Regions from separate parts of the Mus musculus genome. Here region 1 is linked to region 2. A link is a loop called in an ENCODE intact Hi-C map of the cell type or tissue named here. Cell type or tissue: left cerebral cortex. All regions are shown on one strand. Links, peaks and the distances in the headings refer to the core of each region. The heading gives the core; the rest is flanking DNA.

Region 1 (2,918 bases), core at 91-2,590, 350 kb before region 2:
AAACTAAATTCTCAAATATAAAAATGAAGAAAGTAAATTATTCAAGTCACCATTGTTAGTCCTGAAACATACCTACTGAAATTTTGAATTTTTTCTTCCCTAGCAGATTTGTAGACATCAAAAATAGTACAGCCAACTATTAAGGGTTCAAAGTGTAGGCCCAAGAGGAGGTAAAAGAAGATGACAGCCACATCACTTGTCCCACTAAGCCTGTCTCCATTACTTGGAAGATATGCATGGAATGAGCAGTAAAGATACAAACAACATCCAGGGAGTTGTTACTACCATAGCTTACAAACTGCTGACAGGAGAGGATCTACAAAGAACCTACTTCAGGAGGATATGGCTCACCTGGTACAGGTACAGCATTTGATCCCCAGCAAGGCATAAGCCAGGTTCTAGAAGGTGGAGGCTGGAGGATCAGAAGTCATCTGAGCTAATACACCCTAACCTTGAGCCTGGAATACTTGAGATTCTGTTTTTGAAAGGAAGAAAGGAGGGAAGGCAGGTAGACAAATGTTCCCTTCAGACTGTCTTATGTTTTGACAACCTTTAGACTTTGTATTAAATCTCTCTTGTTAGTGCAGGGGGGCAGAAGTTGCTGGGGAATGAGCAAGAGACACTCCCACAAAGCTAAAAAGGATTTTGAATGTCATCATCACAAAAAAATGATTCAAGAAAGAGTACTGAATAGCTTGATTTGATCCATAGACAATGCACACATGTATCAAAACATCACATTGTATCCCATAAATATATACAATGTTTTTATTGTGTGGTCAGTATTATTTGTGAAGTAGAAGTGACACCAAAGAATAAAATAAGACCAAGGAAAGGTGACTGTCACCCAACCTACCTTTCTTGGTGTGTTGATCCAGGCAAGATGACTGAAGTGGGAATCCACTGAAACTGCAACTACTTCACAGTTTACATCATGAAATTCATTGGCTTTGTCACTGAAAGCAACAATTTCTGTAGGACACACAAATGTGCTTGGGGGGAAAAAAGAGAAAGTTTCATTAGATCATAAAAAAGCAAAAACTTACAACAGTTAGAAGTCTAAAACTAAATTGATTTGCTTAGGGGTGAAAGACATGAAATCGGCTGGGTATGCTAGGTGTGATAGCATAAACCTTTAATCCCAGAACTCTGATGGTAGAGGCAGGAGGATCTCTGTGAGTTCAGACCAGCCCGGTCTACATATGGAGACCATGACCCCCCCCCCCCAAAAAAAAAAAAGGGAAAAAGCAAGCTTCGTTTTGGGCATGGTGGCGTCTACTTTTAATCCAAGCACTGAGGAGGCAGAGACAAGCTGATCTCTCTCAGTTCAAGGCCAGCCTAGTCTACAGTGAGTTCCAAAACATCTGTAGAGAAAATCTTGCCTCAGGTAAACAAATGAATGAATGAATGGGATTGTGAGGCATGTTTAAAGAGTTAAAAGAAAACCTGTACTTTTAAATAAAGTAACTTTATGAAAAATTCATTTTATTTTTTTAATGTATGAGTTACACTGTTGCTGTCTTCAAATACACCAGAAGAGGGCATCAGATCCTGATACAGATGGTTGTAAGCCACTATGGAAATTGAACTCAGGACCTCTGGAAGAGCAGCCAGTGCTTTTAATTTCTGAGCCATCGTCTCTCTCCAGCCACAAAATAATAATAATAATAATAATAATAATAATAATAATAATAATAATAATAATAATAATTTCCTATATTACTTCTACCCAGACTGTTGTAAAGTTTAGACTGGCTTAGGGAACCATTTATCAAAAGTATGTGAGACAGAACTGTATTAAAGGCTGATAGTATAATCCAGTAAGAGTGCTTGCCTAGTATTCACAGGGCCCAGGGTTTGATCCCCAGTACAACCAGAAAAACTGACAGAACCATACTAAAACTCCTCCATTAAAAGGGCTGGGCAGTGCTGGCACATGCCTTTAATCCCAGCACTTGGGAGGCAGAGGCAAGCGGATTTCTGAGTTCGAGGCCAGCCTGGTCTACAGAGTGAGTTCCAGGACAGCCAGGGCTAGACAGAGAAACCTTGTCTCAAAAACAAACAAACAAACAAACAAACAAACGAATGGGGGAAAAAAAAAAAAAGGAAGGATGTTTCCTCCCACTATGGTTATATGAGGTACAGATGGCCAAGGACAGTGAACAAAAATTAAAAAGAATCTTTCTCTCCACTAAAAGAGGAATTTCAGCGTGGGTTAGAGATCAATACCAGCTCTCAGAGGGACATGAAAATATTATAAAATCAAACTTACAAATCCAAAGGGTAGAAGAAAAGCACCAAGTATTTTCCCTTAAAGTCGTCGAGACTCAGCTCTTTGAACTCTCCATTGACAACAGCAGTACCTTTAAAATAGGGCGCGTGCTGGGTGACAGCAGGGGTGTGGAAAGAGGAACCTAAAAAAAAGACCACACACCTGAATGTAGCTTGTCATCCACCACATCGAGTACTGCATGATTTTATTTAAACTCCTTTTGTTGGAACATATCAAGTAAACTTACTATTTGCCATAACTGGTGACATAAGTTGTTTATTAATTTAACTCAATAAGATGGTTCACTTCAGTTGTACATCTTAGGTAAAGTAATTTTGCCCTTCAGCACAATTCCAAAGTATATACACAAACTCAACTCAGTGGTAGGGAGGAGTGTGTGTGTGTGTGTATACGCGCGTGCGCGCACACACTTGTGAGCATGAATATGAAGGATGGAGGACACACAGATCCTCAGAAGACATCTACCATTTTTTAAAAACCCTTTCTCTCTTTTAAGAGTCTTTTATAAACTCAGCTCACCAAGTAGGGTAGGGTAGCTGGCACTGAGCTCCAAGGACTCAGTGGTCGCCTCTTTCTCAAGTGCTGGACCCATTGTATACTACTATGCCAGGCTTTCTGTGAGTTC
Region 2 (2,851 bases), core at 352-2,851:
ATGGCTTCCCATGAGAACATACACCCCTCAAATGAACATTTGCACTTAGCCTTGTACAAAAGACTATGGTTTGGGTCTAGGGTCTAGATTGTATTCATTTTCTCTGCCAGTTAAATAACTAAAACAGGAGAAATCCACAGCATTACAGGCAGCAGTGTTATGGGGATGTCCATGAGAGAGGACTCCTAGGACATGGGTTTAAACCAATAGAATATCTCTATTAGCCAGCAGGCAGTAGTGCTTGGTGTTAGGGATCCCAGGGTTGCACCAAACCTTTCTCAGGGTGAGTTTTTTTAAAAAGATTTATTTATTAATTTTATTTATGTGAATACACTGTAGCTGTCTTCAGACACACCAGAAGAGGGCATCAGATCTTATTACAGATGGTTGTGAGCCACCATGTGGTTGCTGGGAATTGAACTCAGGAAGTCTGGAAGAGCAGTCAGTGCTCTTAACCGCTGAGCCATCTCTCTAGCCCTCAGGGTGAGTTTTAAATACCAAAGCCATATTCTAGGTTGACATACTTCAAATGGTAAGAACAGTTAGCCAGAAGCAGAAGTACAATAGCCAAAAATCCTGGTTAGTACTGAAAGATCCTGACAGAATATAAAAGGTCACAGAAACCCTGAAATTGGCAAGATAGATTTCATTGCTAGCAGAACTAGCTTCACTGACTTAGAAAAATAGAGGTGCACAATGCTCTGGCCACTCCTTGAACCCGTGTGTCTGCCAATGTTTTTGACCGTTCCTTGAACCCATGTGTGTGCCCACTGATGAAGCCCATTGCCAGGTGTTTGTGATATTGGCTGCTGGGAAAGAGTCAGAGAATCTCCCCAGCAACCACAGCCAGGTCAATCCGGAGTTGCTACACCTGCACCAGACTCTTTCCTTGTACCCCTCCCATACCCATTTCTTGAGAATAGACATTGTTTAGATCTGGAAATCCCCTACAACCCCCTACTCCTTTCCCCCCTGAGGGCCTATAAAAACTGGGACCTCTTTCCCCTTGAGGTTGACTCCTCTACCCCTGCGTGGGATATGAGTCGTCCCCAGAGCTCTGGCTTTCCCCAAATAAAGCCTCATGTGGTTTGCATCAAGCTTGGTCTCTCGTGAGTTCTTGGGTGTCCGATATTGTCCCAAGGACTGAGCGAGGGGCTCCTCTCGGAGTCTTTCAGTATATTTAGGGACCTTCTCAGAACTATGGACTTTGATGGATTTTGCTTTTGTTTTATTTATGGTAAATGGTACTGTCTATGTGCTCAGTTTTTTGGTTTTTTTTTTTTTTTTTTGATTCAGTTAAGTTCTGTTCCACTAGTAGCTGGAAAAGAAGGGGGAGAAACAGAAGTGACCTGGAACAATACGTCTCAGGACAGCCAGCCACCTCCATCTTGATGAGGGAGATTAGTCAGAGGACAAGATGGCTGCCATCCACATGTCTGTCGCCTTTCATCTTTGTGAGGTCAATGTGCAACCGAGTGACAGAACAAGGAAGTAGACATGCAGACAACAGACATGCAGGTGCACTACCTCCCTTCTGTTTTTGGATAAGAGACACACAATTTTTATTATTTACAGTAAGCCTTAAACAGCACTCTGACAGCTGGGCAGATATCTACCTTCTATGTAATTAGAATTTCCTTTTTTCTTTTCTTTTATTTTTTTTAATTCTCAGGACCTGCATGGTAGCTTCTCCTAGGTTCTGGTGCCCTCTTCTGGCATGCAGTCATATAAGGCAGCAGATAGAGCACGCACACACACACACACATTTACATTGAAAACTAATAGTAATAATAAATAAGTAATAATAAGAAAAAAAGATCCTAGCTTCGGCCGGGCTGTGTGGGTGGCAGAGGCAGGCAGGCAGGCAGAGAGGACCTCTGTGAGTTTGAGGCTACCCAGGCCTACACTGAAAGTTCCAGGCAGGGATGCCGGGGCTACACCAAGAGAAACCCTATCTGGGGCAAAAGAAAACAAAAGCAGAAAATGTTCTGGCTTTTATTTTACAGACATATGATTCTTCTAGTACTACTGACTATCGAACTTTGATCATGAAGGCACGTTGGATTTTATGACAGTTTGTGTCTGTGTGTGTGTGTGTGTGTGTGTGTGTGTGTGTGTGTGTGCTGGCTGTTAAGGTAAAATATTAAGGGTTAGGGTTTGTTAAGAACTGAGCAAACTATTACGGTGGGGATATGCACGCTGTCCCTGCCATCCCTGGAACTGAGGCAGGAGGATGGCCACGAGTACTGATTTTTTTGGGATGGGCGGCCTTGATTGACAGTGGCAGGCTTCCCAGTCACCTGTGCTTCCTGTCGGGGTGGGCGGGGCTATAGAGGAGGATTTGGTTGGACTGTGATATCACGGTGACATCAATGTCGTTAAACATGCCCTTCCAGGGTGATTGACAGGATGAGACTGGACACGCCCACTTTGGTGATTGATGAACAGGGCAACAGGGGTCCAGTCACACCAGACGTGGGGGTGGGGAGCGGTCACGATGACGTCTATCAGCATCGCTTCATGACATCAGTTGATGTCATGAAGTTTAAGTCCTTCCTGTCAGTCACGTTGGGGGCGGGACGTCTAGGGCTGCAGGAGGTCCTTCCTGAGGGTCTGGGGGGGGGGGGTGGACGGGGGTCAGAGGTCACGCCTTGGGTTACAGGGGACAAGCCTCGCGCCCCACCCCCACCACGAGCGCTTGTGACTTTTGACCTCAGGGTTCACTCGCACGTCGTCGGACACCTTGTCCCTGATCCCTGGGATGGGCGGGAAGAGTCGGCGCGTCACCTCGAACCTGAGGGAGAGGGCAGGGCAGGGCAGGGCAGAGTTCACAGTGGCCATCCCCCTGCCT

Evidence for each region. Hi-C counts contacts between places; a loop is a spot of excess contacts. Peaks named below come from ENCODE experiments on the same cell type or tissue, not always from the same donor. Only the 100,000 strongest peaks of a DNase experiment are listed, where the experiment ranks them.
Region 1: a loop joins it to region 2, with 2.2 times the contacts of the local background. A loop is called at or near these places in 2 of 42 quality-filtered maps.

Annotation. Positions count from the first base shown.
Region 1 is chr19:60,869,148-60,872,065 of GRCm38, forward strand. Prdx3 (peroxiredoxin 3) reads right to left here. Exons shown (of 7, transcript NM_007452.2): 3 at 2,273-2,414; 4 at 857-992. Among named protein-coding and RNA genes, the nearest start is that of Prdx3, 3.9 kb to the right of the region's middle. In left cerebral cortex, for the core only: a CTCF peak has its summit at 1,530 (motif pointing right); no DNase peak of the experiment used is centred there.
Region 2 is chr19:61,222,421-61,225,271 of GRCm38, forward strand. Csf2ra (colony stimulating factor 2 receptor, alpha, low-affinity (granulocyte-macrophage)) reads right to left here. Exons shown (of 12, transcript NM_009970.2): 11 at 2,713-2,794; 12 at 1,982-2,613. The coding sequence ends at 2,584. Among named protein-coding and RNA genes, the nearest start is that of Csf2ra, 4.6 kb to the right of the region's middle. In left cerebral cortex, for the core only: no CTCF peak of the experiment used is centred there; DNase peaks (open chromatin) are centred at 1,730, 2,417 and 2,493; H3K4me3 peaks cover 97 bases.